Linked DNA regions of Homo sapiens: region 1 is linked to region 2. Evidence: chromatin loops called from intact Hi-C (ENCODE). Cell type or tissue: heart right ventricle. All regions are shown on one strand. Each heading gives the region's core, and the rest is flanking DNA. Links, peaks and the distances in the headings are about the cores only.

Region 1 (15,761 bases), core at 4,824-12,823, 360 kb before region 2:
TATCCATCTGACAAAGGACTAATATCCAGAATCTACAAGGAAGTTAAACAAATTTACAAGAAAAAAAAACCCCATCAAAAAGTGTGTGAAGGATATGAACAGACACTTCTCAAAAGAAGACATTTACACAGCCAACAAACATATGAAAAAAAGCTCATCATCACTGGTCATTAGAGAAATGCAAATCAAAACCACAATGAGATATCATCTCATGCCAGTTAGAATGGCAATCATTAAAAAGTCAGGAAACAACAGATGCTGGAGAGGATGTGGAGAAATAGGAACACTTTTATACTGTTGGTGGGAATGTAATTAGTTCAACCATTGTGGAAGACAGTGTGGCAATTCCTCAAGGATCTAGAAATAGGAATACCATTTGACCCAGCAATCCCATTACTGGGTATATACCCAAAGGATTATAAATCATTCTGCTATAAAGACACATGCACACGTATGTTTATTGCGGCATTATTCACAATAGCAAAGACTTGGAACCAACCCAAATGCCCATCAATGATAGACTGGATAAAGAAAATGTGGCACATATGCACCATGGAATATTATGCAGCCATAAAAAGGATGAGTTCATGTCCTTTGCAGGGACATGGATGAAGCTGGAAACCATCATTCTCAGCAAACTAACACAGGAACAGAAAACCAAACACCGCATGTTCTCACTCATATGTGGGAGTTGAACAATAAGAACACATGGACACAGGGAAGGGAACATCACACACTGGGGCCTGTTGGGGGTTGGGGGGCTAAGGGAGGGATAGCATTAGGAGAAATACCTAATGTAGATGATGGGTTGATGGGTGCAGCAAACCACCGTGGCACGTGTATACCTATGTAACAAACCTGCATATTCTGCACATGTATCCCAGAGCTTAAAGTATAATAATAAAAAAAAATCTTAAACAGTGACTGGTGCTTTTTATGTGCTCAATGATTATTTGTGGGATGAATAAATAAGTGACGGGAGAAGTACAGATAAAGTTTTGTAGAAAAATGCGCAGAATAAGTACTCAATAATTATATGTGAGGTTGGATAGAAAAGACAGGGTTCACTTAGAGTCCTCAGTAAGGAGCAAATAGAGTAAAAACCAAATAAGAAAAACAAAAAAATCATTGAACAAATTCAAAGAGAGGCAGTGAAAGCCTGCCTGACCTTCCGTGTATTGGCCTGTGATAGCATGTGGAATATTCTAAGTGCTGCTTCTAGCATAGAGTCCCTGTTTAGATGTCCCCTCCCTACTTCCCTCTTCTCCCCTATCTGCTATATGGTGATTCACATGAAAAAAGCTAAAGGTTTCTGCTCTCATCAAGTCTTATCAAGGAGAGCTGGGGTAATATTAGAGAAGAATGAAGACTCAGTCCTGAAAGAACTTGGAACAGGGGCTGCTGAAGGAGACAAGAGGTGAGAGTGTTCCCAGAAGTCCTGGGCTCCCTTTGGCAGGCCCCATGTGAGAAACCCTCCTCTTTACTATTTACTATGTCATCTCTCCTCACGCTGCCATTGTGTATTTTTGCTGCTTGGGTCTCGTTTGCTGCTTGACCTAGTTTGCCAGTGATGAGTATGTATTTGTCACACTGGCATTTTCTGTATGTGTAGGAGGACATGTCTGCACATGAAATAAGACCTTTCTTGTCTCTTCTGGTGCCTTGCTTGGGAAACCCCTCTGTCTAGAATGGCTTCCTGGCAAAGACTTGTTTTTCTAGAAAGCCTGCCTTGGTGTTAACTTTAAAGTCCTCACCAACCTACTCAGGTAGAAATAATCACGCTGTCTACTTTGCTATCTGCTTTTCATATACAATTACATCTATTACATGAATGGATGAGTCAGTGAGTCAGGACATCTTATCATACCCATCTTGGCAGCTCCAAAACTTTGCATAGCACCCGGCCTAAAAACTACAGTATCATAGTACACAGTAGAAGTTCAATTAGTATCAATGGTATAGAACATCACTTTCCATTTTCTCCTCTCCTCCTTGATATGATGATCATAAAATATTAGATTTCGTGGGAACTTCAGAGATTATCTGCTCCATTATACTAGTCAATGTAGAAATTCTCTGTCAAGAAGGTTTTATTGTATATTCGAACATCTCCAGTGGTGGGATGCTCACTACCTCTTAATCCAGCATGGTCCATTTCGAACCACTCAATCTTCAATGAAAAATTCTTCTACATTAAGCTGATTATTATCTCCCTATAACTTTTACTTATTGGTCCTATTTCTCTCTGCTGCACACACACTTGGAGTTATCCAAAATAAGTCTGATTGTCCTCCATATGGCCATCCTGAAGTACTTGAAAACAACTGTCATGTCCCATTTAATATTCTTTTTTCTCAAATTGGGCCATTCCATGCTAAATTAGACTTCAACGGTTTCTCATATAACAGGCTTTCTAGGCCATTCCTCTTCTTGGTATTTCTCCTTTGACTTCCAGTTAGTCAGGCTGGCCTCTACAATGTACTACTCAGGACAGGTACTATAGTATCAACAAGGTTAAAGTCTAGGTATATTCCCTGTTCCTTCTTTTGAGTGTTCTGAGTTCCAGGGCAGTGCTAGGCACTAAGCACTCAGAGATGGCAGTGCTATGGAGGAAAAGGGCTCCTGGAGGAAAAGATGCTACACCCCAAAACTCTGCTCCGAGACTGTTCGTCTGGCACATGCTGCTATGGCAGGGACAGGGTGCTTTCTCAAGCTGCAGCTTGGATCAACAGGAGTTTCCTTTGGGTGGTCTTTTTTCTCCAGCTTTACTGAGGTAAACTGACAAAAAAAATTGTATATTTTTAAGGAGTATAATGTGATGATTTGATATACATATACATAGCAAAATGATGACCACAATCAGGTTAGTTAACACATCCATTCATCTGTTGACAGATACTTAGGTTGTTTCCATGTCTTGGCTATTGCAAATAATGCTGCAATGAACATGGAATGCAGATATATTTTTGAGATACTGACTTTGTTTCCTTCTGATATACACCCAGAAGTGAGATTGTTGGATCATATGATAGTTCTATTTCTAATATTTTGAGGAACCTTTATCCTGTTTTTTCATAATCAGTGTACCAATTTACATTCCCACCAACGGCGTACAAGGGTTCCCTTTTCTCCACTTCCTCACCAACACTTGTTATCTCTTGTCATTTTGATAACAGCCATTGTAACAGGTGTGAAGTGATATCTCATTCAAGTTTTGATTTGCATTTCTCTCTGATGATTGGTGATGTTGAGCATATTTTCATATACCTGTTGGCCATTTCTATGTCTTCTTTAGTGAAATTTCTATTCAGTTTCTTTGCCTAGTTTTTAATTGGAATATTTGTGTTTGTTTTTGTTTTGTTTTGTTTTTGCTGAGTTGCATGAGTTCCTCATATGTTTTGGATATTAACCTCTTATCAGGCATATGGTTTGTAAATATTTTCTCCCAATCTTGAGGTTACCTTTCATTTTGGTGATTGTTTCCTTTGCTGTATTAAACTTTCTAGCTTGATACAGTCCCACTTGTTTATTTTTGCATTTGGGGCTTATGATGTTGGTGTCATATCTAAAAAAAATTGTCAAGACAAATGTCAATGAGCTTTTTCCTTATGTTTTCTTCTAGGTGTTTTATGGTTTCAGGTGTTATATTTAAGTCTTTAATTGATTTTAAGTTAATTTTAGTGTGTGGTGTAAGAGAGGGGTCCAATTTTATTCATTTACATGTAGATGTCCTGTTTTCCAAACACCATTTATTGAAGAGAATGTCTTTTCCCCCTTGTGTATTCTTAGCACATTTGTCAAATATTACTTGACCATATATGTGAGGATTTATTTCTGGGCTCTCTATTTTGTTTCATTGATCTATATGTCTGTTTTTATGCCCTTATAATGCTGTTTTGAGTACTACAGCTTTGTAATATATTTTGAAATAAGTGTATACCTTCAGTTTTTTTTTTCTCAAGATTGCTTCAGCTATTCAGGGTCTTTTGTGATTCTATACAAATTTTAGAATTTTTAAAAATTTTTGTTAAAAATGTTATTGGTGGTGAGGTGCACTGGCTCACGCCTGTAATCCCAGCACTTTGGGAGGGTGAGGCAGGTGGATCACTTGAGACCAGGAGTTCAAGACCAGCCTGGCCAACATGGTGAAACCCTGTCTCTACTAAAAATACAAACAATAGCCAGATGTGGTAATGCACACCTGTAGTCCCAGTTACTTGGAAGGTTCAGGCAGGAGAATTGCTTGAATCCAGGAGGTGGAGGTTGCAGTGAGCTGAGATTGCGCCACTGCACTCCAGCTTGGGTGACAGAGTGAGACCCTGTCTCTAAAAAAAAAAAAAAAAAAGTTACTGGAATTTTGATAGGAATTGCATCAAATCTGCAGATCACTTTAGATATTTTAACAATATTAATTCTTCCATAGGATATCTTTCCATTTATTTGTGTCTTCAATTTCTTTCATCAATGTCTTATATTAATAGTTTTTAGTGTACAGGTCTTTTACCTCTTTGGTTAAATTTATTTCTAAGTAGTTTATTGTTTTGGATGCTATTTTAAATGGGATTGTTTTCTTAATTTTCCTGTATTTTTAAATGAGATTATTCTTTACTTTTCTATATTTAAAATGGGATTCTTTATTACTTTTCAGATAGTTTGTCTTTAGCATATAGAAACACAACTGATTTTTGTATGTTGATTTTGTATCCTGCAACTATATTGAATTTATTTATTAGTTCTAACAATTTTTTGATGGGGTCTTTAGAGTTTTCTATGTATAAGATTGTGTCATCTGCAAACAGACAATCTTACATTTTCCTTTAGAATTTGGAGGACTTTTATTTCCTTCCCTTGTCTAATTGCTCTGGCTAGGACTTCTAGTACTATTAAATAGAAGTGGTAAAAGTAGGTGCTCTTGTCCCCTGAGCTTAGAAGAAAAGCTTTCAGCTTTTGTTTGCTAAGTATGATATTGGCTGTGGGCTTTTGATATATGACCTTTATTCTGTTGAAGTACATTCCTTCTATACCTACTTTATTGAGAATGTTTATAATGAAAGTATGTTGAATTTTGTCAAATTATTTTTCTGCATCTGTTGGGATAATCATATGATTTTTATCCTTCATTCTGTCAATGTGGTGTTTGTTGGTCTCTCTTAACTGAGGTGAACTGGAACGAATGAGGCTGCCCAGAGTTGGAGAGTGGATGAATGGGGAAGTGGTCAATGGTAGCATCTGGGGCTTAACCATCACTAGCAGAGATTGAGGAAAACTGTGTGTGAGGGGATGGGACTGGGTGTCAAAGCCAGGAGATTCCCTAGACGATGGGAGAGGTTGGCACAGCATTGTGTTCATTTTTGAGACTTGATGGGAGTGCTGTGGCAGGGGAGTCTCAAATAACTCCAGTTGCATGCACCACTGGCCATAGTCTACATTGTTATCTGTAAGTGTCCCCTTGCAAGAATGGGAGAGGCATGCAAACAGTCTAGAGTAGGTGCCAGGTGTCAAGCACTTAGGGAAAAAGTGAGTGGGAAAAGAGTTAGGCTTCAGTATCTTTCCCCACAATATTTACAGCAGATGCACGAATACTCTAAAAGTTCCAGACAAGACCTGGTTCAATTAAGAGATGCTTTTGGAAAGGTTTTCCCTACTTCCAACCTCCAGGTGGGGTCCATCTGCTAAGCATCTGGAGAAATCCAAAGAGGGTAACATTTGCACTCCTCTGGGGTCCTTCTTACAAAGGTCAGGGAATAACGTCCTGAATTTATTTTCGGGAATATTCTGGGGCTGACAAGACTCAGGTTATTCTCAGCTTAGAAAGATCCATAATGAAGAACTTGTAAAAAATAAAATCGCATGATGGAAAGAAAATGCAAACATAAAAAACAAGAAGCAGACGAAAGGGAGCTAACTGTGGTGAATGGAGGTCATTTGATGAACCCAGAACCCAGAACCCAGAATCAGTTACAATGACAGCGATGGTCCTTTGCCCAGAGAAAAGCAGACCAGGAGGTGGCAGACACAAGCAGAAGAAGGCAGTGGGAAAGTCTGAGCTGGGACTCAAATGGAGGCTGTGACAGGAGGGATTTTGGTCTCTCAGTGTGTATGTCACTTGAAGGCAGAGACCTTAATTATGGGGCCCTATGTGCGACTCTGAGCAAGCCTGCACCTTCAGGGAGAGGTAGGGCATTGGAATTGTGGGTTGTGTTGCTGGGAAGGCAGAGGAGACCTGGCTGAAGCTTCTTTTCAGACGTTGGACAGATGGATGAGGGAAAAACTGGCCATTATACCAAGCTCCTCACAGGTAGAGTCAGTGCAGCATGAAGTGATATAAGTGATACCTCTTCTGTGTGTCCTCTAATATGAGTTCTGTTGTGGCAGTATGATGGAAGGCCAAAGCTAGTACAGACTCCTTGGTAAAAGGCATGCTCAGAGCAATGCCAGATCCTGCCTAGACACCTTAACCTGCGTTTATGCCTCTTCTGTGTTTCTGATTCTGATGAATACAAAGTGCTCTGCTTCTTCTTCTCTAACTCCTTATGAATTACATGAGTTTGTTCTTTCCCACACAAAAAAAGAAAAGATCAAGACAAGGGGTGGAAAGAAGCCATGAGTGTTATTCCAGGGCAGGAATTCTTAACTTTTTGGTGCCACGGACCACACTGGCAGTTTGGTGAAGCCTATGGATCCCATTCTCAAAACTACGTTTAGAAATTCAGTCAATAAAATACATAGAATTGCAAAGGAAGCCACATGTACTGAAATTCAAAATTTTTTGTGGTTTAGTAAAATACATCCTTCTTAATTATCCCATTAAATTAATTAGCTCATCATTCTCTAGTGGCAGATTCAATAATTACTATAATTTTGAAATTTTGGGTAGCATAACACATATTTCAATATACGTAATGTGATATAAAAATATCTATGGTTTCTCTTGATGGCAGAGTTACAGGTACTGCTAAATCAACGTGGTTAGTTACCTACATTAGAGTTGGAGAAATCCTAACTTCAGGTAAAGGTTAGCGATGTGGTTTGGCTCTGTGTCCCTATGCAAATCTAACACTGAATTATAATCTTCAATGTTGGGGAAGGGACCTGGTGGGAGGTAGTTGGATTATGGGGTCAGATTTTCCCCTTGCTGTACTTATGATAGTGAGTTCTCATGAGATTTGGTTGTTTGAAAGTGTGTAGCACTTCCCCCTTTACTCTCTCTCTCTTCCTCCTGCACTTGCCATGTAAGACGTACCTCCTTCTTTGCCTTCTGCTACGATTGTAAGTTTCCTGAGACCTCCCCAGCCATGCTTCCTGTAGATCCTACGGAATTAAACCTAAGTCCATTAAACCTCTTGTCTTATAAATTACCAAGTCTCAGGTAGTTCTTTATAGCAACATGAGAATAGACTAATACAGTTAGTAAAAATAAAGGTATAAATTTTCCTATTAAAGTTCAAAAACACTTGCTCCTGCCATTTTTATCCCCAGACTCAATGCCCAATGGACTTCAGATGAAGAATCTTTTCTCTAAGAGAAGTCCCTTCATCAAAACATGAGGTCAGGAAAGTGAAAGTTCTCCCTAAATATTAAAAATATTACAGCCTCATACAAATTAATGAAAAAAAAAACCCTCAAGAGATGGAGGGGCCAAGGACATGATGAACAAAAAAAAATGATAAAAATTTGAATAAAAAGTCAACTTCAGAACAAAGTTGCAGAAATTTTTTTTTTTGGTCTATTAGGATGCAACATGCACCCACACAAACACAAATTCTGCAAGTGACACTGATATCACTATTCTCACTGCTGCTTAAATTAAAATTTGTACAGTTATTTTGGAAAACAGATCTTAAATTATTCACATTTTGAATCATTAACTTCTTAAACCAACTTAGATGATTGTCATTTAATAGCTACACTTTAAAATTTTTTTCTTATATAACCCGGACTACCCAAATCTTAAAGTACCCACTGGATTATATATAACAACAGCTCCCTCCATCACCAGCAAACCAAATATTTTCCAGTCTCAAAAGCATAAAAATAATGAAATCCACCACATTCCATCATATATGTTTAAACCTCATAAGGACTAATATATGCTGACCTCTCCTTTGAGTCTACTGGACTGTCACAGTATTACAGAGGATGGCAAGCTACCTAGGGAGAGCACACATTTATTTGGGCGTGGGTTTTGGACACGACATTTAGAGGCCTGTATTCAATTTTTGCCTAGAAGGTTTTCTGTGATCACATTTTTACTATTATCTTTTTTTTTCCTTTGGCCTTTCTACCAGTTCATACTTCCTATCAGTCTTTTGTTTTGAATTTGGTATCATTGCCCTATTCCTTTAATACATATTTTTTGAGTACCTATTTTGTGCCAAATATTGTGCTGGATATTAGAGACTCAGTGGTTAATCAAAAGATTTCATGCCTGTCCTTCTGGAGCTTACAGTCTATTGCAAGGGTAATTAAACTACAGCCCATGGGCCAAATTTAGTCTGCCATCTGTTTTTGCACGACCTGCAAGATAAGAATGGTTTTTAAATTTTAAAACATAATAAAAAATGGAAAGAATAATAATATTTTATGACACACGCAAAGTGTATGAAACTCAAATTTTAGTGTCCATTAATAAAGTTTTATTGGAACACAGCCACACTAATTTGTTTATGTATTGTCTACAGCTGATTTTATGCTGCAGTGGCAGAGTCAAGTAGTTGCAACAGAAACCGTATGGCATAAATCTAAAATATTTACTATCTGGCTCTTTACAGAAAAAGTTTGCAGACTCATGATCTAGTGGAGTAGACAGAAAAGAGGCAAGCAAGCAAATAATAAAATAATCACAGATTGTGGTAAGTGATACAAAGGGGGAAAAGGAGGAGAAGATGAAGAATGCTAGCAGCATGTGTGTGGATAGAGTCTGTAAGAGAACGTCTTCAGCTGGAAGTGATGCTTATACTTACACAGAGGTCAAAAGGGTGAGAAGGATCCAGATATGCCAAGAGCAAGGGAAATTCTGCTATGTTCAGAGCAGGGGCAATTTTGTTCCAGGCAATGGAGACGGGGATGGGTGGTGGCAAAGGTGCTGGTGTGGGAAAGATCTTGGTGTGTCAGAGGAACTGAGAATCCATCCTACCTGGAGAGGAGTAAGAATGAAGACTGACCCATAAATACATGAGGAACCACCAAAGGGTTTCAAGCAAAGGAATGGCATGGCCTGATTTGCATTTATCAAAGGTTACTTCATCTGTCCTATGGAGAATAGATAGCAAGAAAAAAAAAAAGAATGTTAGAAAACTATTGCCTTACCTCTCCTTGAAGGTCCATTTCACACCTTGCTCCCATTGACATGTACTACGATGGGCTCCAATAAACCTGTCAAAATGAGGGGCTTCAGAATTTCATAATATTTTGCTATTATTCTTTCAAAAATCAGTTATTAATGAAGTTTAGATGTGTAGAATAGCAACTGATAACATTTTCAAAAAAGCATGTGTTGGATGTCAGATTTCACTCTAATAAGAACTCAATGAAGAACACTTTCTTGCTAAAAATACAGAGTTTTCAAATATGGTGCAAAGAATATAAAAAGTGTTATTAGAAAAGATAACTGGTGATAGCTGCCCTTGCCTCCTGCCTTAGCAGTATAACTTTTCTCTGGAGGGCATAGCCTTTTGTCTTACAAAATGACCTTATAGACCATATTGGGGAGGAAGATGAGGTCCAGAGGTCAACACTGATAGCTAAACATCTATGCATAAGAAGTTAACAGGAATCTGTGGAGAAGATAAGATAGAGGCTGAGAAACCTGGCTGTGGAGACCAGTAAGAAATTTCTGGAGGAGGATTAGCCTGAGGACATAAGTACCCTCATGTGTACTTCTTCTTTTTTATTTTCTGCAAAGCTGCCATATTAAAGCCTTCCATTTTTTAAACCTTCAATGAAAGCCTTATACAAGCATATACTTGGATTGGCAGTTTTCTGGAAGTAATTGGGATGCTGTCTCACAAAGTTATAAACTAGTACAGAAAAGTGACATGTATGGGTGGCCAGGTGATCTATAAAATGAAGTAGTTTGGCAGAGGTAGAAATTCAGAGCCAGGTTGACTAGGAAAAATTTCTGTAAGAAATATAAGAATCCCAAGGAAGACCAAGTTTCTCAACACATGTAATAGGGATTTTGAGGCAATTTCATTTGACAGTTTAAGAATAGTGTGAATCCAGCTTACATATGGATTACATACAATTTTGCTCTGTTTTCATATTAATACCATGATTTACAGAAGGCCAAGCAATGTCATGTCCATTTCAAAAACCGGGAAGAATAGCCAGAGAAAGATTAAGTGACATCCAAGGGCATGGACATTGACACGGATAGAATCACTATTGTTCCTCTGGCCGCTGGGCCCTTGATGAAGCCTGTACTTCTATCCATTTGGTGGATGAGAGCCAAGGTAAAAAAAAAAAAAAAATCAGAAAAGAACACAAGTAAATGTTTATGGAAAAACACAATCCAGCATTTACGGGAAGCAATGGCTTCCTCATGAGTCCTGCCCTTTCTGAATTTTGGGCTTTCCTGAAGTTCCATTTTTAGAGAAACTCACGCTTAGGCCAATTTTTGCTGAACCACTTCCCTACCAATCTGTTTCTGGGTCTCAGACAGCGACTTAGAAAGTGCAAAGCATTCATGTTTCCATAGTGCCTTCCTGTCCCCTAGTACCCATTGAAAAGGCATATCAAAAGAGAAATCAAACAAATTTTGTTTCAAGATCTCAATTGAATTGGGTAACACTTCATTCCATAAAATAGAGTAAGTGTCCCAGTGAGTTGAACAGAGGGGGTTGGTTTTATAGACAGAAAGGGTTGAAGAAAGCAGAAACAAAGATTTAAAAGCAGATTGGTCATTTCTTAGTAAGGCAGGAACAGGGAGACAGAACAATAGAAAGATAACTGATTGGTTAATGCCAGGTTATGCTGGTTACTTTTTGTTGAAAGGATTAAAACAGGTAATTCATTATTGTGACTGTTTGGAAAACGGGCTGTTATCTTTCCCTCCTGATTTCTCAGAAGCTCAGAGAACAACTTAGTTTCAGTTTGGTGACATGGAACTTTAGCATGGGTGACTCCATTTTGATTTTTAGTATGGTCTGTTAGGGCCTAGTACAGAAGCTTAGCCCAAAACGGAGACGGAGTCTAGCTCTGTCGCCAGGCTGGAGTACAGTGGCGCACTCTCGGCTCACTGCAACCTCCACCTCCCAGGTTCAAGCAATTCTCCTGCCTCAGCCTCCCGAGTAGCTGAGATTACAGGCATGCGCCGCTACACCCAGCTAATTTTTGTATTTTTGGTACAGACGGGATTTCATCATGTTGGCCAGAATAGTCTCGATCTCCTGACCTCATAATCCGCCCACCTTGGCCTCCCAAAGTGCTGGGATTACAGGTGTGAGCCATCTCACCCGGCCAACAGTGGCTTCCTATAATTTTTGTTTAAAAATCACCTTAGCCCAAAACAGTGGCTTTTTATAATTTTTGTTTAACAATCATAATCAACAAGAGTTGAACCACCACATTTCCTCTCTACTATGGTTTAAAGTTCCCTGTTCTATCACAAGATTCTGTAAAAGCCCTTCTCTCCTTCCCTGATGTCTTGGATAAAACCCTGATATACCTGGTAGAGATGGGCACAGGCCAGATAGAGGGTGCAAAGCCCTCCTTCCATGGAAATGGGAGTCAATGCATAGATGAGAAATTAGCCTGTGATTCTTTTTTTTTTTCTTTGAGATGATCTTACTCTGTTACCCAGGCTGGAGTCAGTGGCATGATCATAGCTCACTGTAATCTTGAGCTTCTAGGTTCAAGTGATCCTCCTGCTTCAGCCTCCCAAGTAGCTAGGACTATAGACACATGCCACCATACTTGGCTATCTTAAAATTTTTTTGTAGAGGTGGAGTCTCACTATGTTGCCCAGGCTGGTCTTGAACTCTTGAGCACAAGCAGTTCTCCTGCTTTGGCTTGCCAAAGTGCTGAGATTACAGGCATGAACCACTGTGCCCAGCCAGCTTGGGTTTTGTGATCCTGCTTTTCTCCATTTTGCTAGACTCAAAATAATTTTATTCTTTCTTTTCAAATTGCAAGAATGAATGAGATAATCGTCTACAAAGCATCTCGAGTTTCTTGAAGAAAAGTATCATCGGAACATAAAAGTGAATGTGCTAGACAGCTATCAAAGCTCAAAGCAAAGAAAGTCACAGGCTGGGAAGAAATTCACGAAACAGAACTTAACAATTCGAAGTCAAAATCTTGTACAAATGACTAAGTGGCATTTTTTTTGAGGTCAAGACAACCTGTAGAGCCTGCAAGTCCCTGTAAACAATAACAATAGCCAATCCTTGCATAGTGATTAATAGTTTGTAAAACATTTTTATATGCATGGCCTTATTTCTCATACATGAGACACTGCATATGAAGCAGAAACATTGTGAGACAATAGCTCTTCTTACCATCATTTGAAAGGAAGAGACTGCTGGACTCAGCAAGGGTAAATTTTATTCAAAGTCCCTTAGCTATTAAGTGGTAGAATCAGGATCTGAATTCAGATCTCTTGATGCCAAAGTCCATGCCATTGCCACCACTTCTTCAGGGAGCTAAATATCTCCCTCCTCTCTAACTTCCTGTTTTGTCACCTCTTCAGAGAGAAATCAGCATTTTGGATCACAGAACCATTCTTGAGTCACCCACCAGAGCAGAAGTTAGCTATTTCTAAGGAGAATTAATTCTAGTCCCCTAGATGCAAATTATTTCTTCCTCTCAAAGCTTCAAAGTGAAGTATATATTTTAAGTCATCAAATAAAGTTTAAATTTTAAATCACCAAGAAAATCCTCTAAAAAAGAGTTTATTTCAGACAACTACCCCTCAGATATATTGTCATTAGCAGTTTCTTAAATGCCCTTCCTGTAATGGGCATTAGCACTTTATATATGTTCTCTCAGTCACTCTTTCTGGATTTATTTTTTGAGCACCCAAAATGTTTTAAACATGCTTCATAGAATTGCAACAGATACAACAGTGAACAAACAGTCAAACTCAACTCTTAATGGAGAGCAATATGCAAAATAAATAAGTAATATGTCAGGTGGTGATAAGAGCAGTGGACAAACATAAAGTACTCAAGAGGGCTATGAAGTACCAGGGTTGGGAGGTGTAGAAGTGGCAGTGTGATATTGCTCTAAATAATATAGGTGATGAGGGTAGGTCTCTGACTTGAGCAGCTAACCCAAGGACATGGGAGAGAAAACCATGTGGTTATCTGAGGACAGAGCTTTCCAAGGAGAGGGGAGAGAGTGCATATGTCCTTGGGAGACAGTTCTGGGTATATTTGAGGAATATCTAACAGGACAGTGTGACTGGAGCAGGAGGAGCACAAGGAGAGAGAGGTAGAAGATAAGATAGAGAGGAGGTGGGGTGAGAGAGCCAGAAGGCTTGGAGGCTGTTGTAAGAACATGGATTTCCAATGAGTCTTCACAATAAATCGGTCTAATTACTCCTATTTTATAGTCAAAAAGATGAGCAAAGAGAAATTTCATAGTTATTCAAGGCTACTGTGGAGTGGTCAGGGATTTAAATCCATAATTTTTTATTCCAAACTTTGTTTCCTGTTCTCTCTCTATCCTGAGGATCCTTCTGCTTCCATGGTCCTGATTCAAAACCTTAGACAAATAGCTATGTCCACAACATTCACATATCTGGATATACATTTTTACAGAGTAAACAATAAAAAATAATACAGGACACTGTAATGAAAGGCAAATTCCTATCTTTGATAGGCCATCTAATGAGTTGGGATTTATAATCCAGACAATCTAAAGCTTGGCTGTGACAGGAAGAAGAAAGATGAGAGAAAGCTATGGTGAGCCTGGAAATGCAGAGCACGAGGGCATATTGAACAACCGGAGATCAAAGAGGCCAGTGGAAATTCAGCCAAAAGGAAAAGCCAGGCCAATCTCCTGAGCGTGAGACAGAGAAGTTTCAGTTCTGTTATTTGGAAAATCTTCTGAAATGCACATAGTAAAAATGCTGTCCTGTGCTTTGCATCAAGTCCCTTTGACAACAGCTACAGAAGCTGGAAAGATTCAAGCTTCTCTTTCCTGTGTTGCTTCAAAATGCTGGTACAGATTTGGTCAGTGACATGATGCCACCCCATGACCCTGTGATCATATTTTCTGATGAGCCCTAGGGCCTCCGCTCAGACTCAGGAGCTTATTCCACTTGGTGTCTACTCATTCATATCTTGGCTATTGTAATGTGTGGGACCATCCAGACCAGGTGCATCAGATATCTGCTTCCCCAGATATGATGCCCCATGGGTCCAAGCCAAGTCACCTGGTGTATTCATTTTCACACAGCTGTAAAGATACTACCTGAGACTGGGTAATTTGTAAAGAAAAGAGGTTTAATGGACTCACAGTTCCACATGGCTGAGGCGGCCTCAGGAAATTTACGGAAGGGGAAGCAGGCACCTTCTTCACAAGACGGCAGGTGAGAGAAGAGTGAGGAGTGAAGCAGGAAGAGCCCCTTATAAAACCATTAGATCTTGTGAGAACTAACCCACTATTATGAGAACAGCATGGGGGAAACCACTCCCATGGTCGAATAACCTCCCATTGGGTTCTACCCTCAACATATGAGGATTATAGGGATTACAATTCAAGATGAGATTTGGGTGGGGACACAGAGCCAAATCATATCACCCGGTTTCCTGTGGAAATGGATGGAACAGTATAGCCTATTGACCATACAGGCAGGTTGAAAAACAGGGGCTCACTGTCTTCAAAGGAGCAACTTGATAAAATCCTATGCCGCATCAGCTCTCAGCTCTCAGCTCTCAGCAATGACGATGTTTGAAGGAATTGCAAGGCAACTCCGGATTCCATCACAGCAGAATATTTACTGGAGGTTCTGTGTGTCTTCCTCCAGTTATCCACCTGGCTTCCTGAGAGCTATCCTTTATATATGGAAACCAAGCAGAATTCTGAGTCCATGTCCCCAGAGAAATCCCTTAATTAGCCCAGGTGTGGGGGCTACGTAGGGCTGATGAGAAAAGTTAATTGAGAGTCGGAGGTTTAAACAAAGAAGGGTGTTGTTTTGGTAGGAAGGACAGGGTGCTGACCAACACACAGAGGCTTACTTGTGAAAAGATCAACTGGACTTGCAGCTTCTGCTATGGTATAACTTTAGAAACGCCAGGAAAAAGACATCATCTTTTCAAAACACCTTCTCCTTTCTGATTGTTGCTGCCTAAAGTTTCTTTCACTTATAAGTAGAAGAGCAAATATAATTTGAGGTTAAAAAAAAATCACAACAAAAAACCTGGGCACAGCAACATCTCAGCTGAAATTCACTTTATGGGGGAACTAACCGATCCATCCTTGGGAGAGTAGGTTGTCATGAGAATAGGGAAATGTAGGGGTATTTTTTTTCTATTGCTGGCATAACAAATGACCAAAAACACAGTTTAAAACAACACACATTAATTGTCTCACAGTTCTGTAAATCAAAAGTCTCGGTGATTTGGCTGAGTCCTGCCCAGGGTTTCACCATACCAAAATTGAGATGTCAGCAGAGCTGCTTTCCTTACTGAAGGCTATGTAGGAGAATCCACTTCCAGGCTCACTCCGGTTGCTGGCAGAATCCAGGTTTTTGCAGTTGTAGGACTGAGGTCTCTGTTTCCTTGCTGTCTATTGGCTGAGTCATTCTCAGCATC
Region 2 (15,761 bases), core at 4,028-12,027:
AGGCGAGTAGACTTACCTGAACTCCAGAGGAGAGCAGGCAATGTTTGAGAAGAGGTGTGTCTTGGTCCTTGGTATGCAAGTAGCCACTACAATCTCTGCCTGTGATCAGCCTTCCAGGAAGAACAGCGTGTGCTGCAGGGCAGGGGGCATGGTACACCCCACACCAGCACACAGATGATGGTAGGACGCCACTAAGGATCACACTTTAAAATCTAGACAGACTAGACAAGTGATTTTTTTCCTGACAGGGAAGGAATGTTTATTTCCAAGCTGACTCTGCTTCGTTTACTTGCACTTGTCCAACACATTCTCAGCATCCCGAGGAAACAGGAAAGGGGCACCCAAGAAAAAAGACAGCACAGAAACTTTAAAAAAAAAGAAAGTGTCCCCTCAGGCCACCTTCAGAGATAACTGAAAAGTAGCATCCTTAGAGGACAGATGCTAGGAGAGCACACAATGATTCAGAAATAATGCTTGCTAAAACTGACAACGAGAAGCCCCAGAAGAGCACCCCCAAGTTGTAGCACTCTAGTTTGCAAAGCAGTTTTAACCATCAGAGCTCAAAGCATGTAGAAAGCTTTCCCTGACTCCTTCCTAGCTCCTACAAAGTAGACGAAAGCAATTATTCCCAATGCACCAGAAGGAAATGTAAAGAAAGCAAGACAAAAGGAAGGATGCTTAGAATCCTTGAGGCTTCTCTCCCCAAGAAGAATCCTACCAACTCCATCCTGCAGGCGCTTGTCCTATTCCTGCTTAAACACACATGGAGACAAAAGTTTGCTACTTCAGGAAGCCTACTGGATTCTTGGCAATTCTCCTGATAGGATGGTTTCTCGTACTATGCCAATATCTGTCCCTTGCAACTTCCACAGTCCTGTTCTTTGGAGCAATATAAAATAACTCGACTCCTACTCTTCTTCATCACAATCCTTCAGATGTGTGGATACGACTATTAGGCCTGCCACAATACGATGTCATGAAGTCTCTTTATTCTTCTCTTCCAATTAATCTTATGTGACTGGTCTTTTAACCTTCAACATCTCAATCACCTCCTCTATCTTGGGGCAGCTCAACACGGGGGCATCAGTCTGAGGTAGAAAGGGCCTTCCTGCATCTGACAAGCAACACATCTGAACCTCCTTCTGCGAGGTGAGGAGAAAGGAAGGTCAAACAATGTAAGAAAAGCTATCTCTATGTACTTAGAAAATAGAAAATGAAATGGTTTGACCTTTTCTGTGGCACTGTACAGAGCTAACCCAGAAAGAAGCTGCCTTAGATTATTACAAACAGACAATTGGCATACAATTTAATACTCACCTTTCAAATTTAGAAGTAGATTTTTCTTGTCCCTCTTGCACCTGGTTATGGGGGGGATAAAAATATCCACCCACCCATTCCCTGCACACACACATTATCCTAATGCTTTGAAGAGCAGGCAATGGACATACTCCGTCTCTGAGGGCACCCAGCAACTGGCCCCAGAAAACACTCAGAAAAAGGAGCCAGTTTCCCTGGAAAATACCTGACACCCAGAGGGAACAATTGATCTGAAAGCTTTTCAGAGCTTCCAACAAAAGCAAGTGGGGCTTCCCCAAGAGAGAATAGGTTCCCACCTTGGCCCAGTTTTCTGAGTCCAGCTAAGAAGAAAGTATACTTAATTTAGCTAAGAAGCTAATTACAGTTAAATGACCTTTCTTAAGGTTGCTTCATGCAAGAAGTCCTCAAAAACCATAAAACAGGCAATTCCATATAACCAAGAAAACATTCATGGCTCCACCCACATTTATCATAATTTTTAATCTACTTCTCCAACACTCACTTTGACCATCTCTGTTGTTTTTCTATAAATCGGTTTAGAGGGGGTACGAATCTATTTTCAGCAAATACTTACTCCTCTTCTCCCCTCCTTCCCGTGCGCTTCCCCCTCTTCAGTGCTTCTGTTCAGGTTTTGGGCAACTGAGCATTAGGTCTTGTGCTTTTCGTCATGGTGTCCCCCTTCTACATTTTGTCACGCTGTCTTCTACATTTGACCCATGACCTGTTATTTTATGTGGATTAGGGATAAAGGACCCAAATCAAAGAATGACAATGTAGTTACATCAACAAGCACCAAGAACAGGACTAGTAATAGACAGACTACTAAAGAAAAACTTCTTTAGCAAAGGTGTCTAAGTTGGTTGCTTAGAACTCTAAGTGCATTTTCCCATGGTCACCATGTTATGTACAGCATTGAGAGGGAATTGAAATAATGCAATTAGTGCCCTATTTTGAGTAACATAGGCCTCATGAACTGGTCTGAATAACTAACTAGTCATCATTTATAAAAATAGGTCATGGGAAGATACCGTCCTTCTCTTGTTCATCATTACCATTTCTCCTAGTTCCTCCAATAGCAGGCATAGAGGAGTTTTAATTGTTTTTGTGGAACAAAGGAATACATGAATAAATGCACTTATTTATTCATCAACTATTTATAAAACACCTACCATAGTTAGGTGCTATGTTAGGTGCTAAGGATCTAGATATAGTCCTTATCCTTAAGGAGCTCACAGTTCAGTGAGGGAAAGAGACAGGTAAACAAATAATTACAGCATCGTGTGATGGTGCATTAAATGGTGGTAAAAAGCATAAACATGGATAAGATCCCAAGTAAGAGTGAGTGGAGTGAGATAAATACAGAAGAAAAGACCCTATGGAATATAGCATTAAAGGGGCTGATGGGGAAAAAGGAGTCTTCCAAGAAAAATGGAAAGAAGGTGCAAGAGAAGACATAAGGGAGAATAGTGTCACAGAAGCCAAATAAGGAGAGCACTCCAAGGAGGGAGTGGTAATACCACCTCATCTACTTAGTCATCTAGTAGTGACTAAGTGACTATTTAGTCACTTCTTTTCATAATGAATATTGCCAACCCAGACCTCCCCCTTGAATTCAGAGACTCCACCTGCCCCTCCTACATCTCCACATGGCCATCTGATAGGCTTCAGCTAGAATGACAATCAACAGGTAGAAAAAACACTTGGACAAGTATAAGGGAATAGATGTGTAAACCCTGACTCATAGCAGCTAAAACAAAAACCTCAGGCATGCAGGATGTCAGAAAGGCTTCTTGGGAAGATGAGATACATTTGCTCAGGGAAGTTATAAATGATGAAAGGAGAGGAGAGGCTGCAACTTGAGAAAGAACAGTGATAGGATTGAACCCTTGAATGTGCCTGTCCATTAACCAAGACTTGACCAGTCAAATGATACTTAAATTATTTAAGGGAAGGCTCCAAGTGGGCAAACATTTGAGTACTAGTCATCCAAAAATCTTCCCCTAAATTAGATAGACTTATACTCAGTTGAAAGATCATTTCACCAAAAATGAAGACATCAGCTATCATAACAAGCTACTTAGGACAATTAAGAACCATTTTATTCCTCCTCAAACCACCTATTTTATCTGTGAGGATAAAATCTAAAGAAGCTTTAAGAATCCTCCACTTTCCGGCTAAAACGGTGAAACCCCATCTCTACTAAAAATACAAAAAATTAGCCGGGCGTAGTGGCGGGCGCCTGTAGTCCCAGCTACTTGGGAGGCTGAGGCAGGAGAATGGCGTGAACCCAGGAGGCAGAGCTTGCAGTGAGCCGAGATCCCGCCACTGCACTCCAGCCTGGGCGACAGAGCGAGACTCCGTCTCAAAAAAAAAAAAAAAAAAAAGAATCCTCCACTTCCCATGCACTGTTGCATGGGATAACCTGGAAACCAACAGAAACACCACTTAACCAGATGGTTCTTCCTACAGTGTGTCAGAGTCTACATTCTTTAATTGAGAAAATTAAGGTACAGGAGGTGCTGCTGACATTTCAAGCAGTAAGCATCCCACTTTTTTGTAAAGGCACTTAATAGGTAAAGAATTAAAAGAGGAGGAATCTCAACAGAACTTCCTCTCAGCAGATGTTCAGCAAATCCTTTCCAATATGAGGGACTCCAATGTTAACTTCTTTATTTGCTTTGGTTAAAAGAAGAACAGTTGCTTCTCAAGGATTCATATTAAAACATTTTATGTGTTGCTAGATGATGGAACACTCTGTCATAGACAAAATTTTATTTTGGACCAATGGTTTGCTGATTTAGTCTGTTTTCTTCTGAAAGAAAGAATCTATAAAATCTATCCATCCGAATCCCTGCTCCTGGCTGTATGAAGTGATAAACCTCTGAGGTTTCCTGGAAACTTGGCTAAAATTGCTGATTTCCTCTGGAACATCTCGGAAAATGGTGTGTGGAGTATTCAATCTCTCCTTCCTGGGTGTAATTCAGGAAGCTATGGATGACTCCTGGTTTGTTTGTCAAAGAGTTAGATTTTCCATGATGTTTAGACAGGTCCTGGCTATTGACACTAGATTGGCATTACTCCCAAAGGTCAGATTCTCTACCTGCCACTGTATGGCATTTCTCCATGGGAGTCAGATGCACTCAAATGTACTTTTCCACCAATCATTGAGTCTGCTCAGAGCACATCATGAACTAAGCTAATGCTTTTGCCAGAATGTTCAACTTTTCACCCCACATCCAATATAGAAAACACTGAGGCATGGTATAAACCATAAAGAATGAGAATTTACTAGATAGGATTGCTAAGAACATCGGAAAATGAAGTAAAGGTTGGGGAATCCTTATTTGACAGCCTACTCAAAGTAAGGCATTGTAGAAGACACAAAACATTAAGACTTAAATTGCTTCCAGATAAAAGACATTAAAGGTTCATATAAAAATGTAACAGCATAGGCAGAATTTTATGTTCTGAAAACTAACATCACTTCCTCAGCACATGCCACAGCTCCCCGAGCGGTGTACCCCAATTTCTTCTTCAGCCCCAGAGACTGAGAACCAAGTCTTCTGCAGTCCCCCAGCTCAGTCTAACAAAGAGGTACTGAGAGTTGTGGCTAACTGAATTTAACCTACTCTATGCCAGGCAACGTGCTAAGAATTAAGGTAGAAGATACACACGTGGTTTCTGCACTCAAGGGATTTGTTTGCAGTCTGATGAAGTAAATCTTATTATTCTATTTAGTGAAAATAAACCAAGACTCATCCAAATTACAATGTTTCTCTTGCATAATCCAAAAATCATTTGCATAAATATATCCTGAGATACTTTATTGAAATGCATATCTTCCCGAGCCCCATTTCAAACTTCTGATTCAGAATATCTGACAGACAGGACTGAAAACCTGTAATTTAACAAACTCCTTGAATGACTCTTATACCTATTAAGCTTTGAGAACCACTAATACATCAGATCGTGAGAGTAATCACCATACAGAAGTCCCATGCTGCCCCTTTTTTGACTGAAGAGTGGAAGGCAACTTAGAGTGTTTCACCATCAGTGCCTGAGTCAGTCAGAGGCATTATGCTAATGAGCCCACAGCTGAAAATAAAGAAGTTAGGAAAAGGGACACACAGCATTCAAGCCCTCCAAAAGGCATTGAGGAAGTCAAGAGATCTCACTTACTACCAGGCCAGGCCAGAAGTGACTCTCAACGTACAGCGCATTCCTAAATGGCACTGGGGAGACGGGAAGCTTTGCAGCTCAGAGGACCCTTTGCAGGTCCTTCTGCATATACTGCTGAGGCCCTTATCCTTTTCCTCTGATGTTGCTGATCTCTAGATCAAGAATAGGCAGGTGAAAGAACACGTGCCTTGGCACCTGTGCCCAGTGCCTGGAGAATTTGCTGGATCTGCCGCTCTGTTACCCTTTCTCTTTCCCTAGTGCACCCCCCAGAGCTGGTTCCAACCAAAATGGTAGCACACACATACATGCACACCAATGTTTTCACCCTCTGAAATAGTCATTTTATCTCCATATCAGTTTTCACATCTCTCCTGCCTTGCCCCCAACTTCTCTTCTCTTTACTGCTATCCATGAAGACTTTGGGATCAGAAGACCTGGATTTGAGTTTGCTCTCCCATTTGATAACTGAGTGACCTGGAGTCTTCCCTGCAACTCCATTGACTCTCCATTTCCTTGTGTGCAAAGTGGGCATGATAATAATCCTTGTAAGATTATTGTGAGGATCAGACAATGCACAGGATATGAGAATAGAGCTTTGTAAACCTACAAAGTGCAACAGCTATTACACTGGAGAAGAAACTGTTATGCTGCGAAGGGCACTGACTACATGATGGTGACACTGGTCACAGAGACTGGCCGAGGCTAGACACAGGCCCCAGGAGCCGCTGCTGTGGAATGACCATGAAAGTCTCCATCATAAGTGATGGTGAATAAGCATCCACCAGTGGCTCTCATGGGCAATCTGGAATACATTCAAAGAGGTCAGCACTTAAAAATGGGGAAAAGAAAACAAAATACTTGGAGGGAGAAAACAGCAAGGCAAAAGCTGAGCAGGCAGAATCTGTTAAAGAGAAAGAAGGTGGCAGGAGGGGGAATGACAGACGGTATCAAAGGCAGCACCACAGGGAAGCACGAGAGGGGAAATCAACAGACTCCTGCTGCTGGGTGGACTAGAAAACCAGGGTATTCAACCTACACTAACCTAGATGGCCCAGTTCCTAAACAATCATCTCTCCTTTCCTTCATGACACTATGCAATGAAACTTCTATTCTCCTCAATTTATTGTGTAAATGTAAAACAAGCCTTGTCACTTGAGGAGTCACCAGAGGACCTCTGACTTCCAGCCTGAAAAAGTCTAACACTCCAAAGGTAAATTTTGTTCTTCAAAGTGACGATATTCTTCTGTTGGGCCCAGAGCCCTTGGACCATTTACTAATAGTAACGTTCTAAAAAAAAAAAAAAAAAAAAAAAAAAAGACAAAACCTGAAATTAAAAAAAGATATGCCTAAATTGACTAAATATTTAAATATGATCACAGCTAGATTTGAAAAGTGATATTCATGCTGTGGAGAAGACACCAAGAAAATATTAGTAAGCTTTTTGTTTTGACTTTCAGATCTTCCTGAGGAAACTACATTTATCGCTGTCTCAGAACGATGTATAAAAACACATAAAACAAAATCTCCTAAGAAGGGATCCACAGATTGGCTTTAGGAAATGTATAAACTCCATCAAATTGTACAGAGAAGTTGTAATTTACATGCATTTTTTGTCCATGAATTTCATCAAATTCACCAAAACATCTCACCACTGAGTTAGATGTTCCTAAACACCTTTTTTCTGGGACCCCTTTGACCTCTGAATTTATTTTACAAATTAAATTGTCTTTCATTGGTCATCCCCAAAGCTTGAGTTTCAATTCTAAATAATGTCACTCTTTTCTTGCCTCCTCCTCAAGCCACTTTTTTTCTTTCTCTTTTAATGTGTCCCTCCTTTATTGTTCCCTTTACTTCTTTTTCTTCTTCTTCCTTTTCTAACTCCCCTCTAATTTCCCTCTCTCTGCTATCCTTAATTAAGCCCACCAGTGACCTCCGTGTTTCTCTTCTCTCAAAGCTAAAGAAGGTGCCACTGCCCGTTTAAAATTTTCCATCTAAGCTGGGCACGGTGGCTCACGCCTGTAATCCCAGCATTTTAGAAGGCCAAGGCGGGTGGATCACGAGGTCTAGAGATTGAGACCATCCTGGCCAACATGGTGAAAGCCCGTCTCTATTAAAAAATACAAAATTAGCTGGGCGTGGTGGCACGTGCGTGTAGTCCCAGCGACTCTGGAGGCTGAGGCAGGAGAATCACTTGAACCCAGGAGGCAGAGGCAGAAGTTGCAGTGAGCCGAGATTGCGCCACTACACTCCAGACTGGCGACAGAGTGAGACTGTCTCAAAAAAAATAAAATAAAACAACAAAAATAATCCATCTAAGTCTTAGTCCTTCTCTACCACACTCCATATTCTTTTACATTTATTCCTACCCTTTCCCTCCATCAAATCCCTGGAGGCCTGGAGTTACAGTGTGAATCATTGCAATATTAATAGCATTGTCCTTCATGAGGGAAGATGACATCACTAATCCACCATCACTGGGACATGTACCCTTGATCGATTTTCTCCACAGAAGGAGCAAGCGGGTATTGCTATCTTCCCATGCCTCAGCTCATACCCCTAAAAAAAATCTCAAGAATATTCTAAGCTGAGATTTGGGGTACAGCAAGTAGACCCAGAATAGAAAGAAACCAACTTTACGGTCTCATGAGATTTTGATCTAGGCACAAAGAGTCTCAGGAGGGCCACACCTCAAACTAGGAATAACCAGAATCTTTCAACTGAAATTGATTTTGTTTATGCTGAGTTAGATTTGATTATGCATCTCTAATTTGAAAGAATCAGCTGCACGGTAATGATGAAGTTACCAGTTCGTGAGTACATAGTAGGTATATTACATCATCTCTAATTCTCTCAACTGTCCTTGGTAAAATGATATTCACAGAGATTAAATAACTTGAAGAAGCCACATAGCTAGTAAGTGATAAACCCAGGATCTGAATCTACTTTTCTTTCCATTACACTACACTGACACATGTGTTACAACTTCAGTTGCTTTCTTCTTGGATGCTGATAAAATGAGCCCAGCTGGTGGCAGAGAAGAGCCCAGCAGCAGCTTAAGTGACTAAGAGGTCCTCCTCTGGCTGACCTTCCCTTTCACCGCCACTTTCCTACACCAAGTCTGAGATGCTTTCGGTAACTGGAGATCTGATGACTCATGCCTGTCCTCAGAGTTTTAAGTGATATTTTCGTAACATGCTATCTTATCCCTGGCAAGGAAGTAGGATCCATTTTTTGCCTGTCTTTACCGAACTCTTACCTGCTCTAATTACTTTGATCAGCTGGTGCAGGAAGTAATTGAGACAACCTAAGAACAGTTTGTTTCCTTTGTCATGCCTGGACGATGATCTTTTCTTGATTGGAGTGAGCCATGACATACTTGTGCTCCAAGATCAAGTGAGACTAGTAAATGCTGGTCTTCTACTATGCTCTCATTGCATTTTGTATATCCCCTCCTTCCTTGCAATGCTATGCCAATTGCTGAAATGGAATTTCAGAAGAGGTCTACTGACTTCAGAGACCATATGTTCAGTCACTACTCTATATTGTTCCCAAAATTCTGATAGGGAAAATTTGAAGAAAGAGGGGGAAGGAGTTTCTTCTAAATGTAGGTCAGATTCTCTGCTTTGAAGATTAGAAAGAACTCTCAGTTAATTCTATAAATATTTGTTGGGTTCTTACTGCATCCTAGCCTCTCTGCTGAGTTGTAATAAGTCTATAGGTGTATTAAAAAAACAAACAAACAAAATATTAACTCTAGCTCAAGAGACAAACATACAAGGAAAAAGACTTTCAAAATTAACCGAGGGGGAAATTGATGCAACAGAAGCATGAACAAAGTGTAACAGAAGCCCAGAGGAAGAAACTAGGAGACTCTGGACAGGATTCTTTCAGAGGCTGGTCCTGAAAAGGTGGAGAGGATTTCTGTACCTGGAGAAGAACAGGAAGGATTTTTCCTACTGAGGATTCACCAGAATTATTAATAATCATACCTAACATTGTTGAATGCGTACTATATACCTGACACTGTTCAAGGTACATTCTATATATATTGATTTATTTAACTCTGATAAAAATCTCAAAAATTAGTATCATTTTCTCCATTTCACATATCAAAGAAGTAAGGTTCTTGAAGGTTAAGCAGTTTGGTTAAATGCTTGGGCTGGCTGAGGGGGTCTTTGGCTCAAAACCATGAACGTTGTTACTACCTGATGTTATCTCCACATCACGAATGTGGATGTCATCCTTGTACAGGAACCACATTAATCAATCTGTTAATTTTTGTTGTTTATTTAAATAAGATTTTCTTCATAGCCTAAAAAAAGACACAGAAACAAGAAGCAGCTCAGCACTAGCCAAGGCATAATAATAAAATAATAACAATTATTTATCAGTACTACTATGTTTTCTAGTATTTACTGAGCTTTACTCTGTCAAATAATGTTCCAAATACCTTTTAGGTATTAATATTAAACTACCCTATAATGTAATTTCTATTAAAATTCCCAGCTCACAGAGATGAGGACATCAGTACATATATAGGTGACAGGTTACAGGTTGATCTCCTATCTCGTCTACTTTATGTGCTTTATTTTTGGGTGGGGGGAGACCATTTTATCTGAAGCCTATTTTGTTTGTCATAGCCAAACTTTACTCCTTTCCCAGATGCTTCCTTCCTTGACATTCTTTTTTTCTTAAATGAAATCTCCAGATCTGTTTACCTCTGAATTGCGTCTATTAGTGTCCCTGGGCAAATGGATTTCATTGCAGTTCAAACCAGACTCTGCTGACTGAGGATTTCCAGGGTCCCTAAGTTCCTTCTGGTTTAAAGGGCAGTGGCTTGACTTGCATAGAATGTCTGCTAGACTGGCTTAGAACACATTTGAATGCTTAAAATACCAGTACAGTCAAAGGCCAGCCTGCCAGATGAATGCTGACTGGCAGGAAGAGCAGACATTCCAAAGAAAGTGCTGTCTGTCTTCAACCCCCAGCTCTCATCCAGGACTGAACTCAAAGCTTGGAGCAAACAGCCAAGAGCTTCAGGAGCTTTGTGTGCTGCAAGAAAAAATAAGGAAAAGAAGAGAGATGTTGGTGCACCCTTTCCTCTCTGAACTTCCACCCCAGCTAGAGAAAACACACAGCCAGGCTAACTGCTGTCACTTTCAACGCACAGCCACTAACCTCCCTGAGTCCTTTTGTGGTATCCTCTCATCCTATTATATATCTCTAATTCATTCAGTCTCCCTCTCTTCTAGACAAGAATTTCACACCTTTTCCTCCCACTTCAAATCTACAATTCCTCATCTTATATTCGCAGCTTATAACAGAACATCCGTGTGCTCCCATCCACCAGTCTACCTATATGCACTGTCTTAACTCTTGTTACGACGCATGAACTCCTTGCTTCTAGCTGAAGTCAACCCCGATATTTGTGCTCTGAGTTCCATTCCCTTTTACCTTCTCAAAGATTTTGCTCCCTCCAATCTTTCATCTCTTTACTCCATAATGAATTCTCCTATCTGCATACAAACACACTGTTGTTTATCTCGTTTTAAAACCCATCTCTCAAACCCATTTTTGCCTCCAACTATTGCCCTGTTTCTTAGCAATCATCGGAAGTTGTCTATACTTGGTGTCTTCCCTTCTGTTCTTTCCATTCTCTCTTGAACCCATTCCAATCAAACTTTCCCTCCTAGTACACCTTTAAAACTGCTCTCGCAAAAGTCTTCATGCCCTCTCCCCACCACCTACAACACATACACACATAGTCAAATCCAGGGCTTAATTACCATAGGCCATTGCACTTGATTCTGCAGCATTTGACACTCAGGATCATGGTTTCCTTCCTGAAGTACTTTTTTTCTGGAATATCTTTCTTTCTTGGCCTTCTACCTACTTCATTTGCTGCTCCTTCTCAATCTTCTTTGTCAGTTCCTACTTATATGCCTGCCATCTAAATGTGTACAGGACCAGGATCACAGGCTCTTTAGATGTTCAGCGTCTATACTCACTCTCTTGGTGATCTTCCCCCAGTCTTGTAGATTTAAATACCATGTCTATGATGAAAATTCCCTAATTCATATGTCTAGCTTAACTCCTCCTCTGAACACCAGCCTTGTAAATACAATCGCTAGTCAATATCTCCACTTGGATTTTTAATAAGCATTTCAAGTTTATCATTCCAAAAAAATAAACTCTTTAACTTTCCATCCTGTCCTGTAACTTTTAGTTCCTCAGGCCAAAACCTTAAAGTAATCCTTGATTCCTCTTCTCCTGTTAACCCCCATAACAACATACTATGTCAGTTCTTCTCTGAAATTATCACCAGAATATGACCACATCTCACTACTTGGACTGCTATCACCTTGGCTCCAGCCACCATCATCTTTTTCCTGCATTACTGCAAAGCTGCCTCACTAATCACCTTTCTTCCATCTTTGTTCACTTATAGCCTATTCTCTAGTAAGAAATCAAAGTAATTTTTTTAAATGTAAGTCAAATCATGTCACTCTCCTTCTCAAAAATCTCTGTACTTCTTTTGTCACTCAGAGTAAAATCCAAAGTCTTTACCATCTGCAGTGGGGCATTAAGATAATCTGTATGACAGCCCAACACTACAGAATAGCATTGACTGGCATTTTCCCATTTTTCTTTGTTCAGGTAAAAACCTTGGAATCACCTTTGTCTCGTCCCTTTGTCTCACACTCAATCTCTACTTCATCTGTTCTGTCAACTCTACCTTCAAAACATCCACCATATCTGACCACTTCTCATTATCCTCATTGCTACCATCTTAGTCCAAGCCACCATTGTATCTTATAAGCACTATTTTAATAACAATCTAGTAGGTCTCCATGCTTTCCTACTCGCACCTTTCAGAGTAGCCCTGACAAAACATAAGCCACATCATGTCACCTCTCTGTTTATAACCCTCCAATGGCTGCCCAGATAATAAGGGTAGTTTCAGAGCATTAGTGGGAATGAAAATCTTATTGGCTGAAGAGTTAATTAGAGATGATAAAGCAGGGACAATGAGGATAAACTAGTCTTTTGAGAAATGTGGCTGTGAACAGAAGGGCAAAACAGGACAGTAGATGAAGGTGGCTTAGACCTGCCAGGGATTTTTTCCATAAGAGGGAACAGATGTGAGCATACTTCCATGTTAAGGGTAGTTACTAGAAAGAGAGATTGAAGATACAGTAGAGAGAGATATTGAATGGCCTCAGAGGAAGCAGAAGGAGATAAGAACTTGGAAGCTCAGTTGAAAAGGACAGCTTCAGACAGAAGGTGGGGTTTGCATTCTAATGAGACAGAAAAGGAGGAGAGGACTGATGCAGTTAAGCTTGCAGGTAGTGGGGGTAAAAGCCAACGATGATGTGCAGACTCAGCAGATTAGAAAGTTCCACTTTCAAAACTTTCACTTTCATTGACTAAGTTAATGCGTTTTTAAATCAATATCAAATTCTTAGGAAACAAATACTATTACATTAAAACAGAATTCAATTCTTGATGGATTTTCTTTCTAACAAATAATATTCCATATTATGGCTGTGGGGCACATATTCTAATTTAATATCAGGGCTCCATTATATTAAGGGATATCAATGTTTTGGAGCTCAGAAAAGAGTTCCAGTGAGTTCATTTTATTAAAAACAGTAATGCCATTTGTTTGCATTGCTATTTTAAAAGGTTAATCAATAAAATAATTATTTAAAGTTATTTAATTACAAATAGAAGCTTAAGAATGCCTAAGTGATTCTCAAAAAGATTATACAGCAATCAGTGAAAATCAGATGAGTGTGCTGATGACTTAGTTCATCGCTCAGCTGAACAAGGCTAGCTACAATGGAGGCTTTCACTATTATACAGACTTACACTGATTCATTCTTAGCTATATAGTATTCGCTTTATACCCTTAATTAACATATGCCCATAATTAGCCATCATGAAGACAGACAGCTTAAGTCATGTTACTATTGAAATATAACGAGTTAATAAAGAGAATAAAGAATTATAAGAAGTTGGCAGTTTTGCCCAAGGATGCTCTTCACCAGATACAGGTTGAATGCATCTACTCAAAAATCCTCTTGTAGTCCCGGTCTTGGCAAATGTTATGCTACCCATTCAGTCTTTAGATGCAGAAACCTTTGAATCTTTTTATCCCTTATTCTCTCTCAATCCCCATGACCAGTCAACCAATCAGTCATGTCACCAAAATCTGCAGATACTTCCTCCTTAGGATCTCTTTAGAATCCCTGAACCTCTGCCAATCTCAGTTCAGGTCTTCAGCACTTTCTATCATCCCTCCCTAATACACAGCTTCCTGGGTCATCCTCCAACAGTCTGAAAACATACCACTTCCCTTGTCCTGATTCCAGTTCTTGGAGAGCTCCCCAGCGCTTTCAGAGTAAAGCTCAAGCTCACAAGTAAGATTAACCCAGAAGGCTCTGAATGATGTGACTACTGCCTAACTGCTCTTCTTCCTCCTCATTTTACTCCATCTTTGTCCCATCTCAAACGTATTTATATTTCAAATAAGACAACAGTGAATGCCTCATAGTACAATGACATAACCAAATGCTATTTCTTTTACTGGAATCCCTTTCTCCTCCCTTGTCTAGCTAACTTCTATTTATTCTGCAAAGCAAAATTCTGAATTTGATATATGCTTTGAGGGGTTTCTTTTCATTTTTGTGTCAGTAGCAGAAATAGGTTTGCCCAAATATAATTCTACTCTTCTCTCTGATCACCCTCAATTCAACAGTTCATATGAAAAAACTGGAGAACTGGGCTGGGTGCAGTGGCTCACACCAGTAATCCCAGCACTTTGGGAGGCCAGGGCGGGTGGATTCCTTGAGCTCAGGAGTTTGAAACCAGCCTAGGCAACATAGTGAAACACTGTCTCTAAAACAAAAACACACAAAAAATTAGCTGAGTGTGATGGTACATGCCTGTAATGCCAGCTACTCAAGAGTCTGAGGCAGGAGAATCACGTAAGCCCGGGAGGCAGAGGTTGCAGTGAGCCGAGATTGTGCCACTGCACTCCAGCCTGGACGACAGAGTGAGACTCTGTCTCAAAAAAAAAAGGTTGGGAGGACAATTAAATGCATCTTTGAAGACAGAACTATGATGCAAATAATTTGTCAGGGTAAAAGGATGATAAGGCTAGAGGTTGAATTATAGAATCACCTTAAAGGAGGATACACACTAGAAGAACTGAGTATCCTACTCTGATATAACATAACATGGATTTTTCTTCAGGCCTGCACTAAGCTATGTTTTTATCCATTCTTGAATTGCTTGAATAATTCAACATATGGGTTAACCAAAATTTGTTTTTTTTTAAAAAAAAAGTAGATGTTATTATACACACTTTAAAAAAATAATAATACCACAAAATATACAAGAGTCAAACAATAAGAAGCCTATTTTTTATTTGAAAATTCACAAGGCACTATAAATCTCATAATCACCAGATTGTCGATACTCAGAAAACATATGTTAAACAGAATTCCCTGTATGATAGAATGACGCATGGGTACTGTATCTATGTGTCACAAATTTTCTGGGGCAATTCTTCTGTCCTATTTCAAAAAGAAAATAAAAATCCTTGTTCAGACTATATCTATCTGTCCTTACTTATAGCAACTTTTAATTTATTTCTATTTCAGTTCATGGTACTTAGTTTTGGAGTTTAAGAATTGCAAGTCTTAACCCTCTGTTTTCTGGCACTGGCTTGTGGAGGAGAAATACAAGATACTTTTTTTTCCCCAACTTTCCAGTTGATTTCAAATTTTGCCTCCTCCACAGGGATTTCTGGGCAGTGGTATACTGGTAAAGGTGTGACCAGTTCTCTGGGTGTGTGGACAATGGAGGAAACCTGATTTATAGTGTTTGCCAGTTTTCATGGTATAAATACTCTCACCATCCAATTTCAAACTACCAGTGGTTTAACAGCCACTTCACAATTGCTAAAGAAAAAAGTGTTCAATGATACTTTTTAAATCACAGCGAGAATGATTTTATTCAAGATCTTCACTATAGGTGGTAGGGACCACTGCAACAGGGTCTTACAGTGAAGAGGGGAGATGAGGCTTAACTCGGAATATAGGCTGGGAAAATGGGATCAAGGTAGGAGCTATTAAATGAAAAATTATTGAGAGGAAACATCAGGGGTAAGGGGGATTCTGGCTAAGTCTACCTAACAACATGTTTACTGAAGATGGGCTAGAGTGATCTGACATTACCTCGGGGATGGTGAAGAATGA

What was found. A loop is a pair of places that touch in the nucleus more often than their neighbours do. Peaks named below come from ENCODE experiments on the same cell type or tissue, not always from the same donor. Only the 100,000 strongest peaks of a DNase experiment are listed, where the experiment ranks them.
Region 1: it touches region 2 in a loop (2.1-fold over the local background); 3 of 110 quality-filtered maps call a loop at or near these places.

Annotation. Positions count from the first base shown.
Region 1 is chr1:168,977,794-168,993,554 of GRCh38, reverse strand. All of the region lies in intron 3 of LINC00970 (long intergenic non-protein coding RNA 970), which reads left to right. Among named protein-coding and RNA genes, the nearest start is that of LINC00970, 100 kb to the left of the region's middle. RefSeq lists an enhancer at 1,546-1,735. In heart right ventricle, for the core only: no CTCF peak of the experiment used is centred there; no DNase peak of the experiment used is centred there.
Region 2 is chr1:168,616,199-168,631,959 of GRCh38, reverse strand. No RefSeq gene overlaps it. Among named protein-coding and RNA genes, the nearest start is that of XCL1, 47 kb to the right of the region's middle. RefSeq lists an enhancer at 6,264-6,765. In heart right ventricle, for the core only: a CTCF peak has its summit at 8,512 (motif pointing right); no DNase peak of the experiment used is centred there; H3K27ac peaks cover 1,840 bases.